Regions from separate parts of the Homo sapiens genome. Here region 1 is linked to region 2. The links are chromatin loops, found by intact Hi-C in ENCODE. Cell type or tissue: PC-3. All regions are shown on one strand.

Evidence for each region. Peaks named below come from ENCODE experiments on the same cell type or tissue, not always from the same donor. Only the 100,000 strongest peaks of a DNase experiment are listed, where the experiment ranks them.
Region 1: it touches region 2 in a loop (4-fold over the local background); 13 of 110 quality-filtered maps call a loop at or near these places.

Annotation. Positions count from the first base shown.
Region 1 is chr10:51,685,176-51,693,175 of GRCh38, forward strand. The region is part of intron 3 of PRKG1 (protein kinase cGMP-dependent 1); the gene reads left to right. Among named protein-coding and RNA genes, the nearest start is that of CSTF2T, 10 kb to the right of the region's middle. In PC-3, no CTCF peak of the experiment used is centred here; DNase peaks (open chromatin) are centred at 806 and 4,566.
Region 2 is chr10:51,059,588-51,067,587 of GRCh38, forward strand. It overlaps LOC102724719 (a long non-coding RNA gene), which reads right to left. Exons shown (of 2, transcript NR_120678.1): 2 at 2,992-3,343. It also overlaps a transcript of PRKG1 not described here. Among named protein-coding and RNA genes, the nearest start is that of PRKG1, 11 kb to the right of the region's middle. In PC-3, a CTCF peak has its summit at 4,255 (motif pointing right); a DNase peak (open chromatin) is centred at 4,274; H3K27me3 peaks cover 837 bases.

The sequences.
Region 1 (8,000 bases), 630 kb after region 2:
TTGTCTCTTTCATAAAACTGAATGATATAATGGGGACAGTAAGGGCTTGGAAGTCAGACAAACTTGGATTCAATGGTGCTTCCACCTCTTATGAGCTGTTGTGACTTAGGGCAAATTAGTCAACTTCCTCCAATTTTAGTGAAGTTAAAGATGCTGCGTGTCAAATGCCTGGCATTTCGTAGGTTCTCAATACATGCTGTTTGTATGTTATTTATGACCCAACCTTCCAAAAGAGGACATAGAACTCATAAGTGGCATGTGTTGGTTCTGGAACACTTGCAAGAGCCTTGCTACTAACTCCCTCCCTCAAAAATAAATAACTCCACTCCCCCTAATCTTGTGGCTGATGTCTGAAATTGCACTATTATAGTCTCTTTCCATCAACTCAAAGTATTTGCTCACTGTGTAAATTAAAATGCCTATTGGAATTAAAAAACATTTTAAATAATTATATTTCATGTCTATATCAATATGTTATATTTCATTTTTTATTAAAATAAAAGACTAGACAAAAAAGCTTCCATAATGTGGTGGGGAAGACACAGAAGACTTTCTGAACAGCTGGAAATGAACTGGAGACAGCTCCTCCTGCTTGGGGTGACCAGCCATGATCATATATGTGGAGTAAGTCTGTGGTTTTGTGGGGAAAACAAAACAACAACAAAACAAAAAAAGTAACTATTCCTCCCTCATTCTTTCCTGCCTCCTCTCTTCTTTGAAGAGACCACTCTTCAGCCCTGGTCATTTGTGAGCCTTTGCCACAGTGCTGGCCCTGAAAGGAGATCAGTTTCACAATCCTGCTTGGCTGGCATGGGCTGAGTCACTGACCAGCCCATCAATCCCCTTCCTTCTATGTAATCCTGGGTAAATGAAAGAATGGGCAAGAGATGCAGATAAGCCTCTTTTTTCCTCTACCCGGAATAATCCAGCTTGAATTCCTCAGGACGAGTAGTTTTGGGCCATTTTATTTTACTTTATTCTTTAACTTTTAGGTTCAGGGGTCCATGTGTAGGTTTGTTATACAGGTAAACTGCGTGTCGCGGGGCTTTGGTGTACAATTAATTTTATCACCCAGGTAATAAGCATAGTACCCAAAAGGCATTTTTTTCTGATCCTCTCCCTCTTCACCCCCATCAAGTAGGCCCCAGTGCCTGTTGTTCCTCTCTTAGTATGCATGTGTTCTCGTTCGGCTCCCCCTTATAAGTGAGAACATGCAGGATATGGTTTTCTGTTCCTGTGTTAGATTGCATAGGATAATGGAGCTTTGGCCATTTTAAACCAAGGTTATCACTGGCCAAAGCTCAACTAGCTTGCTTGTGTCAGTACAGGCACTAACTAGGGGAAAAGTTTCTAAAAACATGTTTATCTGAAAATGATGACAATGAAATCCCCACCAATCAAAGATCCTATAAGCCATCTTCCTTCCAATTCACAAAACATTCTAGTTAAGCACATTTGTTTCCCCCATAGGCAAACAAAGCCCCAATTAGGACTGGAATGCAAGTAGTCTGAACACATGTGAAAAGGGAAGATTCTTAAGTTCCCAATTTTTCTTTACAACCTTTTTTGTTTGTTTGTTTGTTTGTTTTTTCTTTTTAGAGGAAGGCTAGAGTGCAGTGGTGCAATCTTGGCTCACTGCAACCTCTGTCTCCCTGGTTCAAGGTATTCTCCTGCCTCAGCCTCCCAAGTAGCTGTGATTACAGGTGCCCGCCATCAGGCCCGGCTAATTTTTTGTATTTTTAGTAGAGATGGGGTTTCACCATATTGGCCAGGCAGGTCTCAAACTCCTGATCCCAAGTAATTTGCCCACCTCAGCCTCCCAAGTGCTGGGATTACAGGCATATATTACACCCAGCCATCTTTACAGCCTCTTGATGGTTTGATGTCACCACTTGAAAGGCCTTGATTTGAATTTAAATTGTTGTTTGCTAGAAATGTTTTGAGTTCACTCATTTAAGGCCAATGAAAACTTTCAAGAAAAAAAAAGTTAATTTGCTTAATTTACAAATGTTGATTTGGTTAATTTGTACTCTTAATTATGATTAGGTTCAAAGACAAGGTTAAAAGCACAAATTGCAGTATAGAGTTTTGCTACCATTTCCAATACATTTACTGAAAATGAAGTAACAGAACAAACACTGGGCTGATCCTTTGAACTATTCTTGTTATACTGGTCCTTTCTTTTTGACACTTTAGAATACTTAGATGAGGTTTGAAAAATTGTTAGCAGCAGAATTCTGTTGAGGGTTTATTCACACTGAATCATAAGCATGCTGATTTGACAGCTTCAAAATTTCTTCTAGAAATCTTGTTTCTAGTCTAGATAAGCTCTGTGTGATGTTAGGCAATATTTCTGGGTTATAGGGAAAGACATTTACAAAAGAAAATGGAGTACCCAGATGTTAGCATTCCTATCTGGATAGTATATCCTACCAGAAAAATAATGAGATTTGTGGGATTAGAGAACAATTTAGGTTTTATGAGATAATTTTTTGACGAATGGTGGTGGCATTCATTCCAGAGAGTCACAGCTTGGCTGAAACAATTTTTGGTGTGCCATGTTTCTGGTGATCATATATAATAAATATAAATGTTTCTACCAATTCAATACAACTTCTTCTCCATATCTAAGGAAAAAAGGGTTACACATATGGACAAAATACATTCAGGTGTCTTCCCCAAACAACAATAATTTCAATTATGCTGTCTTAGGTTTCCCAGTAGATCCAATGTTCACTCAATTATCTGTGAAGGAACAAGATTTTTGTTTGTCTGCTTGCTTGTCCAATGTGGCATCTAATACATGGGCTATCTCCTATTTTCCTCAGATTGGGTAAGGATTTTTGCCAATTCTTGATTTTCTCTGCTAGTGGAAGGGAAGCCATGTAGGTAAATTAAAAATCCCTTCTATTTGTCATAATATTAATTTTATGGTGCTTTTATTTGTTGTTGTCATTGTTTTCACTTTCTTGTAGGATTAAAGCAGTGCTTTTCAAACATTTATTTGCATGTGGATCCTTGGGGATCTTATTAATATGCAGGCTTTGATTCAGCAGGTCTGGGTGGGCACCTAGATTCTGCATTTCTAACAGGCTCCCAGGTGATGCTGGTGCTGCTGGTCTAAGGAGCACACTTTAATTAGCAAGAGATTAGGGTATATTCTGTTCTCCTCAGTATATAACATCACAAGGAAGGGGAAGGAGGAGGACTGGAATGGTGGCAGGCTGGTGTCTCTCCTGCGTAATCCCGTGGAGGTTAAAGGGAGACAACTATGGCAGCACCAAACCTCAGATAACATTTCCTCAAGGATTTTTCTTCCTCTGCCTGAAAAATTTCTGTGAGGAAATTAAAGCATTGACCTGCTTTGTCTAAAATTGCCAGTAACAATCCTTTTTTTTTTTTTTTTTTTTAGTGAAACAAGGATTTGGATGCTTACAAAGTATCAGGGTAAATTCTAGATTTTAAAGATTTTTAAAGTATTTTAAAAAATTACCTTGCCCCCACAGTATTTAACAATGTTGTATTTTTAGCTCCTTTTATAAAATCTTGTAGAAACAGTCAACATAGTTTTCACAGAAATAACTTTTTCACACTCATGCTAATATCAGTCAATCAATCTATATAAAACAAAAAATAGTACAATTGGTATAAACTGGTTTACCATCTGATATGGTTTGGCTCTGTGTCCCCACTCAAATCTCATCTTGTAGCTCCCATAATTCCCATGTGTTGTGGGAGGTACCTGGTGGGAGATGACTGAATCATGGGGGTGGTCTTTCCCATGCTGTTTTCATGATAGTGAGTGGGTTTCATGAGATCTGATGGCTTTAAAACAGTGGTATCCCTGCACAAGCTCTCTCTGCCTACTGCCATCCATATAAGACATGACTTGCTCCTCCTTGCATTCCGCCATGCTTGTGAGGCTTCCTCAGCCACGTGGAACTGTGAGTTCTCCATTAAACCTCTTTCCTTTGTAAGTTTCTGAGTCTGGGGTATGTATTTATCAGCAGCATGAAAACAGACTAATACACCATCAAACACAGTTGACATAATAAATCTATCTACTATCTATCTATCTATCTATCTATCTATCTATATTTCAAAGCATTCAAGATAGTTTTCAGAGAAATAACTTTTTATTTTTACAATCATATTTCATACATACACACATTATCTATACCTATGTTTGTGCCTATATGCATATTCATATATTATAATAATAGATAAAACCAGCATAGATTTGTTTGGGAACAAACATGATTTACATGATAAATATAACATGGGCATAATGAAGAGTAACTCATTCATGACAATCATCAAGTTTGGTGGGTGCATAGAAGAACCATTATGCTTTGCAAAGGGTTGGAGAATATGGATTAATCCCATACAATGTGTAAGTGGTGCTCAGGTAAGATAACTACTCTTAACAAACAAACAAGAAAGACAACAAGATTATGAGAGAGAATTGGGAGACCATTTAAATTTACGTTTGCTTTGTCTGTGGTTTCCCAGGTGTTCAGGAAAAGGCCTCTGAGTAAGTGCTATACTATGTAAGCCAAGACCTGAGTAAAGAGAATCAACTAGCCATTCAAAGGCCTGGGGAAAGAGTGGGTGATGAGCAAGAGAAACTCCAAGTACAGAGATGAAAATGAGTCTGGCAAATTCAATTAAATAAAACTAGGCCCAAAATATTTGTAGAAGTGAGTAAGGGGCCAACGGTAGTGTGCGACATTGGTATACTTAAGGCTTGTATTAGTTCATTCTTGCATTTCTATAAAGAAATACCTGAGATGGGGTAATTTATAAAGAAAAGAGGTTTAATTGGCTCATGTTTCTGCAGGCTGTACAGGAAGCATGATGCTGGCATTGACTTGGCTTCTGGGGAGACCTCAGGGAACTTAGAATCATGACAAAGGGAAAGGGGCAGCAGGCACAGGACCAGAGCAGGAGCAAGAGAGCAGAGGGGGAGGTGCTGCACACTTTTAAATTACCAGATTACATGAGAACTCACTCACTAATAAGAGGACAGTACCATGGGGGATGGTGATAAACTATTCATGAGAAATCCACCCTCATGATCCAATCACCTCCCACAAGGCCCCTCCTCCAACACCGGGGATTATATTTCAATATGAGATTTGGGTGGGGACACATCCAAACTATATCAGGGCTATATAGGACACATAAGGATTTTGAATTTTATTCTAAGAGCAATGTAAGCCATGAGAGGTTTTAACAGGGAAATAACATGATCTGGTTAAGGGCTTTTGTTTTGTTTTGTTTAAATTACTGTGCCTGTTATATGAAAGTTTATATAGTGGGTCATTTTCTATAATCTACATAAGTAGATTCCTAAATTGGTACAGGCTGCTTCATATTCATTCCAGGCAACAAAGTGAGATAGTAGAGAATCAGAGAGTCAGAGGTTGGCAGGTACATCAATAACAGATAAAGAAATTAAAGAATTTTGGGCCGGGCGCTGTGGCTCACACCTGTAATCCCAGCACTTTGGGAGGCCGAGGAGGGTGGATAAGGAGGTCCAGAGATCGAGGCCATCCTGGCCAATATGGTGAAACCCCGTCTCTACTAAAAATACAAAAATTAGCTGGGTGTGGTGGCGAGCACCTGTACTCCCAGCTACTCAGGAGGCTGAGGCAGGAGAATCGCTTGAACCCGGGAGGCAGAGGTTGCAGTGAGCCAAGATTGCACCACTACACCCCCCAGCCTGGCGACAGAGTGAGACTCTGTCTCAAAAAAAAAAAAAAAAAAAAAAAAAGAATTACGTTCCATTATGTATACTATCCATATCTTCATTCTAGAGCTGTTAACATTTAATATCTACATATATGAATAATATATATCATATTTTATAAATATATGTTTTCATTGAAAAAGAAGATATTGCTATTTTGGATTAATATTTATTGAAAATGCAAACATTTGTGGGCTAAATATACTGATTGGCTTAGTTTCCTAGGACATTCCTTTGCTCAGTATAGCTCATCAAAATCCACAAAAAAAAAATGCATCAAGATTTTTGTTTTTGTTTGCTTTGGGTTTTCCTTTTGTTGCTGGTTGATTTTGCAGAAATACATGTGCCGAACCAGTTGCTAAACAGGTTTTTCTTTTTATCTTTTTTTTTTTTTTTTTGAGATAAGGTCTTGCTCTGTCACCCAGGCTGGAGTGCAGTGGCGAGATCCCGGCTCACTGCAGCCTCCACCTCCTGGGCTGAAGTGATCCTCCCACTTCAACGTCCTAAGTAGCTGGGACTACAGAGCCATGCCACCATGGCCAACTAATGAACTAATTTTTGTATACTTTATAGAGACAGGGTTTCACCATGCTGCTCAGGCTGGTCTCAAACTCCTGGACACAAGCGATCCTCCAGCCTTGGGCTCCCAAACAGCTGGGATTGCAGGCGTGAGATACCTTGTCTGGCCTTGAGCAAGTTTTTCTATGCTACATTTGTCAAACTAGACACTAATATTGATCCAATCTAATAATTATGTTTTTATACTGAGTAAAAGCAGGAGTTGTAAGCTCGAAGGCTAGGAGGAGGTTAGGCTTGTGGCCAAATTGGAGAATATAAGCTGCTTCTACAGGCATTTAAGTTCAAAATTTTCAAGAAAATTGACTGGTCAAATAAAACATATCTGTAGGCTCAATTGGTCCACAGATCACCAATTTGAGGTTTCTTGTCCAAAGATATTTAAAACTTTTAGGGAACAAAACTTGAATAACATTGACAATAATTCTACAAGTTTCAATAGTGTAATTTCTCTGATGCTTAAAATAGATGAGGATCTTTTCCTCTGATGATTGATAAGCATAAAAAGATGAAATCATTTTGGATATAGGCTTAGCCAAAGATAGGAAATATATTGTATTAATAGTTGATGGTTGTATTTACTCTCCCATACAAGGTTTGTGTCTGGCAATGTTTTTAGTCCTGATTTATGTCACTATATTGATTAACATGAGAACAAGAGTGATATTTCCGATATGGAGTATGATTTAATAAATGTTAAGGCACCAAGCAAGCCCTATATTGGCCTTTTTAAAAAAAAAAAATCACATTATGAATTCAACTATACCATTTCTCTGTCACCCAGGCTGGAGTGCAGTGGCGCGATCTCGGCTCACTGCAAGTTCCGCCTCCTGGGTTCATGCCATTCTCCTGCCTCAGCCTCCCAAGTAGCTGGGACTACAGGTGCCCACCACCACGCCCCTGGCTAATTTTTTTGTATTTTTAGTAGAGACGGATTTTCACCATTAGCCAGGATGGTCTGAATCTCCTGACCATGTGATCTGCCCACCTCTCCATCCCAAAGTGCTGGGATTACAGGCATGAGCCACCACGCCCCGCCCAACTATACCATTTTCCAATGTTGGCACTCATTTTAAATGTTATTAAGGTGAGTCTGTAGGATTCACTTAAAGAATGTGTACATCGCCATACTCAGCTAATTTTTACATTTTTTGTAGAGACAGGATCTCCCTGTGTTGCCCAGGCTGGTCTTAAAGTCCTGAACTCAAGTGATCCTTCTGCCTCAACCTCCCAAACTGCTGGCATGAGCCACTGCATCTGCACGTCAGATATATTTTTTTAAATGACCAACCTTTGTAATACATATGAGATTCATTTCAAATGTCTGCAGATATTATACATACTCAATCATATAAAATTAATTATGATTGAGAATGTTGTGTATTTTTTGTAATTAGCTACGTACTTTTTATTTTTTTATTTTTAAAACCCTATGATTAAAGGGTAGTTACCTAGTTTGGGAATCTAAACCAACTCTTGGTTATAAAGGGTTGTTATTAAATGCCAGGTGTGGTGGCTCACACCTCTAATCCCAGCACTTTGGGAGGGCCAAGGCGGGTGGATCATTTGAGGTCAGGAGTTCAAAACCAGCCTGGCCAACATGGTGAAACCCCGTCTCTACTAAAACTACAAAAATCAGCCAGGTATGGTAGCACACGCCTGTAATCACAGC
Region 2 (8,000 bases):
AAAATTATAAATGGATTTTGAATTTTATTAAATACTTTTTCATAATTATTGAGTTAATTTTTGTTCATTTCCAGTTTAATTCTTCTGCAGCAAGACACCATGATTTTAGTCTTCTGACATTTGTTGAGACTTGTTTTATGGTCAGCATATAGTCAATTTTAATAAATATCCCTATGCACTAGAAAATTATGTGTTTTGCAATTTTGAGATGAGGTGTTCTATGTAGTGTAATTAACTCACGTTTGTTAAGTATATTGTTTCTATCTTTTACAGCCTGATTATATTTCTGCCTGCCTAGGTCTATCACTTATTCTAAGAGATGAGTCAAAATCTAATAAGATATTAGATTTGTCTCTATCTCTTCTTAGCATTATGAATTTTTACCTTTGCCAATGTGAAGGCTGTTATTTAGTGCATATAAATTTAGAATTATAATTACTTTCAGATAAATTAATCATTTTATTATTAAGAGATATCCCTTTTTAACTCTAGTAACACTGATGTTCTTACTTCTTTGTTATTGTAGTAGAGCTATATCAACTTTCTTTTGGTTTGTGTTTGGATTATATTTACCATTTTTACTATAAGCCTTTGTGTTTCCTTATATAACAGTTGTCTCTTGTAAAATATATATAGTTTTTATTTTATTCAGTCAGATAGTCTTTGTTTAGTAACTGGAGTAATCTGTTTAGTTTATTTACTAATACATTTTGATCTGTCATTGATCAAATCTTTGATCTATCACTGTACTGTTTGTTTTCTATTTGTGATTTTTGTTCTATATTAATTTTTCTTTCCTTTTTTGCCTCTACTTTAATGAATCTATTACTTTTAATATTTCAGTTATCCCTCCATCAATTTGTTATTTATACAAGTTGTGCTTCTTTAAGTGGTTACTCTAGAGAGTACAACATGTAATACATGCTGGCATTAGTAAAATTAGAGGTAAGTCATTACATTTATTAATACTCAGACAGTGAAATGACCTAACAACATTCAACTCTATTAGCCCCTTACTCTCTTTTATATTATTGTTGTTAGATGTTATTGTTTTATATAGTAATAATTTATATACATTTACCCTCATATTTGTCCTTTCTATGATACTTACATTTTCTTTAAATCTTTGTGCTTTCATGTGGATTCATTTTCTTTTAAAAGATCTGAAGAATACATTTTATTATCTCCTTTAGTGTGATCAGTAGGTAACAAATTCTCTAGTTTTTATTTCTCTGAAAGTATACCTATTTACCTTTATTTTCAAAGGATATTTTTGTCAAGTATAGAATTCTTCGTTGTCAGATTTTTTTTCAGCCGTTTGAGGCTACCATTCTATTGTCTTATGGCTTTCACTGCTTCAGTTAAAAAGCTGTTATCTTATTGTTCCTTTGAAGGTTGCAGATATTTTTGTCTGTCTGCTCTTAGGAGTTTTCTGTTTTTCATTGTAACAGTTTTACTGTGTTATACCTAGGGGTGTGTGTGTGTGTGTGTGTGTGTCTGTATTAGTCTGTTCTCATGCTGCTAATAAAGACATACCTGAGACTGGGTAATTTATAAAGGAAAGAGGTTTAATGGACTCACAGTTCCACATGGGTGGAGAGGCCTCACAGTCATGGTGGAAGACGAAGGAAGAGCAAAGGGACCTCTTACATGGCAGCAGGCAAAAGAGCATGTGCAGGGGAACTCCTCTTTCTAAAACCATCAGATCTTGTGAGACTTATTCAGTATCATGAGAATAGCACGGGAAAAACCTACCCCCATGAGTCAATTACCTCCTACCAGGTCCCTCTCACAACACGGGAATTATGGGAGCTACACTTCAAAATGAGATTTGGGTGGGAACTCAGCCAAACCATATCAGCGTCTTTTATATTTATTGTGCTAGTCATTTACAGTGCCTCTTGAAATCTGTGGCATGATAGTTTTTATCAGTTTTGGAAAATTCATAGTGATTATTTCTTCAAATACTGCTTTTGCTGTATTCTCTATTTTCTGTCCTTTCGAGACTCCAATTATATAGAGGTTAGAACTTCTCCCATAACTCCACATCTCATGTCCTTTTTCCTATGTTTTAAGATTCCTTTTCTTTATTTAATGTAGCTACTTTATTTGGACTTATCTTCCAGTTTACTAATTTTGTCTTCTATTATTAAAGTTGACTATATAGAGTTATTAATTTTCAGTTACTGCTTTCTTTCATCTAAAATTTCAGTTTCAAAAAGTTCTTTGTAATTTCCAGTTTTCTGCTAAAATTACCAACATTTGTATCACATTTCTGAAACATAAAATTGTCACAATTATTTTAAAGCCCATTTCTGATAATTCCAATATCACAATCTCCCATGGGTCTCCTTCTGTTGCATGGCTTCTACTGTTTTCCCAGTTTTAGGTTATGGGGTGTTGCCTTGTTGTACCTAATTGTTTTTTATTGAATCCCAACATAGGTGTGAAAAATTGTAGAGAGAGTATGATACTCTGGATTATGTGATCTTCCTTCATGGAGGATTTACTTTTGCTCCTGATGGGCAGGAAGACTAGGATCAGATCACCCAAACCAATTATAGATTGAACAGATATAAAGCAGGGTTTCAGTCTTATTGAGTACATGGTTATTAGCAGTTAAAGTTTAGCCTCTCTGGAATTCAACTGGTTGGGCCTGATTTCAGTTTTTTTCCCTCCAGCCACTTTAGACTTTTGAAGCTTTGCTCAACTTCTTAGCCTCTCAGCTTCTAATTTATGCTTACTTACTTATTTTCTTAGAAGTATTTTGTGATTGGTGAATACCTCAGAAAAACACTGAATGTTGGGCTGATATCTCTGGACAGACTTCACTTTTCTCTGGGATATTGGCCCCTCAATTCCTTGCTGCTTGGGAGTTTTCCAATGCCTTATTTTTATATTTTTGGTTCGGCTTCTCTAATTATTATAGGTGGGAGGGTTGATTATCAGTAAACGAATCTTCCATCATCAGAAGAAGAAATCAATAAGATAATCTCTTGAATAATAATTTATTTTGAATTCAAAACAGTATCTTTTTTTTTTCTATTTTTTTGAGATGGAGTTTTGCTCTTGTTTCCCAGGCTGAAGTGCAATGGTGTGATCTCGGCTCACTGCAACCTCCTGCTCCTGGGTTCAAGCGATTCTCCTGCCGCAGCCTCCTGAGTAGCTGGAATTACAGGCATGCGCCACCACGTCCAGCTGATTTTTTATTTTTAGTAGAGACGGGGTTTCTCCATGTTGGTCAGGTTGGTCTCAAACTCCCGACCTCAGGCGATCCGCCCGACTCAGCCTCCCAAAGTGCTGGGATTACAGGCATGAGCCACCGTGCCCGGCCCAACAGTCTCTATTGAAACAATAAAGATAGGTTTAAAAAAATACAAATAAGCTATTAATTTTAGCTCATAGTGGTATTTCAGATTTTGACAATCAACTCAAAATTTTTCTTAAAAACTTTGAAGCACAGTTTTAGAGAAACATTCTGTTTTTCTGATTTTTAACTTGAAACAAAATTTGGCAAACTTTATACATTATTAGAAAAATATGCCAATTGTTTGCTTGAATGATTTCCTATTTTTCCTTGTTATGGGTATGTTGAAAAGGATATTAATAGTGCCGTTCATTACCAGTAAGTTAATAGAATACTTCACTCAAGTACAGCTGCGTCATTTAACAACAGGGATACATGCTAAGAGACGTGCCTTTAGGTAATTTTATCATTGTGCAAACATCAAAAAGTGTATTTACACAAACCTAGATGGTATATAGCCTATTACACACCCAGACTATATGATATAGCGTATTGCTCCCAAGCTACAAAGCTATATAGCATGTGACTGTACTGAATACTGTAGGCAATTGTAACATGATGGTATTTGTGTATCTAAACATATCTAAACATAGAAAAGGTACAGTAAAAATATGGTATAAAAGATAAAAAAGGTACAACTATGTATAGCAGCTTCATTAGAATCTTACAAGACCACTGTTGTATATGCGGTCTATCATTGACAGAAAAGTTATTACATGATGCATGACTGTACGTTAATAAGAGTCATTTTCTAAATTAGGTTATTACAAGTAACTATAAAAGTGGCAAGCTTCCATTTGCATCACTATCGAAATTTTATAATTAGAGCTTAATTTTTTGAGGATCTGCTAATTAATGTCAAAAGGAAACCAGTGTTATTTACCTGTTATTTTTATAATGATTGTGTTAAACAAAGACACACGGTGCTCAATATGGAGTAGAACATTTGGACAGTAGAGGGTGCAATTGTACCTTTAGTTCTGTATTTTAGTCATTAGAAATTAGTATTTAATGGCTGAGAGATAAATTTGAAGAATGTACTGTTTGTTGAAGCTGTACACTATGGAAGTGTATTTGAAATAAAATGAGTCATGTAAAGAAGGAGTACAAATTTCTCTTGTCATGTGATGCTTTGCTTTACCTTGTACTTTTAAAAAATGAAACATTTAAATCTCAATCAGAAACTATTTGCTAAAAATATTATTTTTAACTGAATAAAGAATATATTTTCTACATATAGAAAGGCATATCATATCAACATGACATTTTTCTGTTGTGGAGCTTTATTAATTTTAATTACATATGTTTTTCCTCTTGGGAAATGGTGCTTCCAAAAGGATTAGGTATATTGATGACTGCCTCATGAGACTCCCAGTTTGTGAGAGGAAAAATCTAATTAAAACCACTAAAGATAAATGATGCAATGCCAAGAGGGTTTTTACATTCACATGGTTATTAATGCTAAGGTTTTGTTGAAGATCTAGAAGTTTCACACAGTTATGAATCAGAAACTTAGATTTCTGTTTAGACACTGAAGCAGCATTATAACATTGCAGTTAAAAGCTTAATTTATAAAGATTTTTGGGATGTATATATGCAAGGCTTTGACTTTTTATCTTCAAATTTGACTCTTTAATAGATAAGGATTTGTTTTATTTTCTCATAGGAACGGCTTGTCTTTAGGTTTTTTTAAGGTTGACAACAATTACTTTTTCAAGACCTATATTCAAGTCTAATAAATTTGAAGGGCTTACGAAGTATTCTTTCTGACTTTTTAAAATTACAGAAAACATCTACCTGAGAAATTTTCTTTTTTGCATTAACAAACCATATATTCCTGTCTTTTGATTTAATTGAACAACTATTTAACATAGCATTGTGACTTTATAATTATTGCTAATTCCCAAAGGTTAGCACTTTCATATTCAATTGATTGTGATGTTAAGCTTATGATTTTATATCTAGGGCCTACTCTGACATTCTATGGAGAAAGCAAAGCAAGAACAAGGGAGGGGAGATGGGAAATAATATATGTATGTTAAGAATTAAGTTAGTGAAGGAATTTTGCAGATGGAGGTAAATTTGCTTCTTGAACTTTGTTTAAATCTTAACTTTCAAATTATAAATGATCAGGTAGGACACAAGCATTGGTTAATAATCACAGAAGTTATTAAGTATATTAATTGAAAGCATCTGCTTTCGAAATAATGTCAAATGGTATGAATAGTTTTCTACAAGATGTATGTATTAAGAAGCACTAGTAAAGAAGGCCAACTCCAAATAAAGCAGTCAGCTTTTGGAAGAGTAGCTGGAACTGTGGAAGAAACAAAAAAGAAATTGCAAAACTGTTGATCCTGTAGACATTGCCAGTGTTACATAAAAGAGCACTGTACCTTGAAGACAACATATTATAAGCCTAAGAGTAAGAAAGAAGGTGAGATTATGGTGATTTAAAAGTGCATTGAGAGAGTTGAAAAAAGTAGTTGGATATCAAGACACATTATTTCCTAGAAAAAAAAATCAGAGTGACAGGAAGAAAACATAGTTACCATGGGCCTTAAACAGGCAAATATGTTGTTCAAATAGGGATGTATTTTTTTTCCATAAAAGAAAACCCATTTTAAAGTTAAGCCTCTGATATATTTGATTTGTTACATACAGAAAGGCTTAAACTAAGCCTCTGATATGTTTGATTTATTAAATATTACACAACACCATCAATAAACAGAAAAGTTTTCCCTTTTGATTCTTTTCCATCAGAGAGGTGTGTTTTGCATTTTAAATAAATAATTGTTGACTGTATTTACTCCTACCTTTATTTATTCAACGCAATTAGCCAGTATAGTGAGCGCCTTCCTGTTCTAGGTGTTGATGAACAAAATAGACATAATTCTTTGCTTTCATAGTTTACAGTCTAATGGGAGATGTATCTATCTAACAAATATTTATGCAAATATTAGGGTTAGTGTTAGGGTTAGAATGCGTAATATATAATTATGCATTGTGATAAAGTGCTTTTAGAAGGGAAAACATTATGGGGATGATTCTGAAGGATTATCAGAGAGAGTTTTTTTAGGGAAGAACTGAAGATTTATTGAATAAATGACTCAAGAGATGAGAGGCGGTAATGGGGAAGTGATAGGGCTAGGATTTGAAGGCAGTGAAAGGGGTTGAGAATAGGTCTTCACGGGCAAAAAGAGAATTCCCATTGGAAGCTATGAAATGTTAAGACGTAATTGCTTAATGCTTGGAGAACTTAAAGAACTAAAGGATCACTGTAACACTTTGGTAATTAATTACTCATCAAATGCTCTACCTTATTTTGATCCCATTGTAGTCCTTCCTTGAACATTTTCACAACCTAAGCAATAATCCTGTGACCCAGTCTAATTTTAAAGGGAGGAAATTGATTATGGATCAAATGGCAAGGCTAATCCTTCCTGTAGGCACCAAATTTGTTATATGTTCATGGTTTTCTGTCATGTCATTGGCTGTGGCCACAGGCTGGGCAAATTGTGGTTTGAAAGGGGAGATGTGAGTAGTTGACAGTACTGTTTGTGGGACGAGAACTGTGTGTTCTTGTCTCAGATATTGCTGTGTATGTAGATAGCAATAGGGGATTTCACAAATGGAGAAAATGCTTGTACTTTCTATTAAATTGTCTAACTGACTTTTAAAGTATTAAATGCCATGAATACTCAGGTTCAACACTGAAAGTATTAGAAGAAGGAAGGTTTAGTTGTTAAACAATGTATATATTTACCATTTATTTACATGGTATATACAGTATGTAATATTTTATGTATTTACTGTATATTTATTTTGGAAATTCATAATACATACTGGAATGTTAAAAGTACTGATATTAATACTGAAAGAAATCTCTTTTCTTACATTTTTCTCAATCTCTCCCAAACATTTTTGACCATGAAACCCTTTTTCATTACATTTATTACCATTTTAAGGAAGTAGTGTTCTTTAGTTCACATTCTGAGGGAAGCCCTGCATTAGAGTCGCCTGGTTGCTAGCAGAGCTTTCTTTGACACTCCTCTTAGAACAACATATTTGCCTGCTTAAGATCCATGATAACTATGTTTTCTTCCTGTCACTTTGAATATTTTCTAGAAAATATGTGTCTTTATACAACTACTTTTTTTTCTTGAAAGAATCACCACTTAAAAGATTCCACCTCTCAATCTTGGTGCACTGGGGATTAAGTTTCCAGCATATGAACTTTGGGGGAGACATTCACATCATAGCTAACACATTTGCTTTTTTTTTCTGTGGGAGGTGGGATAGGATGGGATGTTAAGCCATGGCATATGTTGCTGTCGCTCCTTTAATTATCTGTGTTTGTGTGTTTGTATGTATGTGTGTATATATATATATATATATATATGTTATTTGTGTGTGCCCTTGAGAGTGGCATAAAGTAAACTAAAAAATAGACCAAACATGGAAACACTGTTATCTTAGGTAAGTTTTAGTTCTGTGACTGCTGAGAGAATATTACTTGCTGTTTTCTGATGGAGGGTCTAACCAGTGGAAACTGGAAAATGAAAGTAAGCAATTTTCACTAAGTTCTCTATGTTCCTAACAGCAGCAATTGCTTTTAATATTCCACAAATAAACATTGTGAAGATTTCCCTGTTATTTTTTCCACTTAAAAGTTGTAGTCAACATAGATGATTTT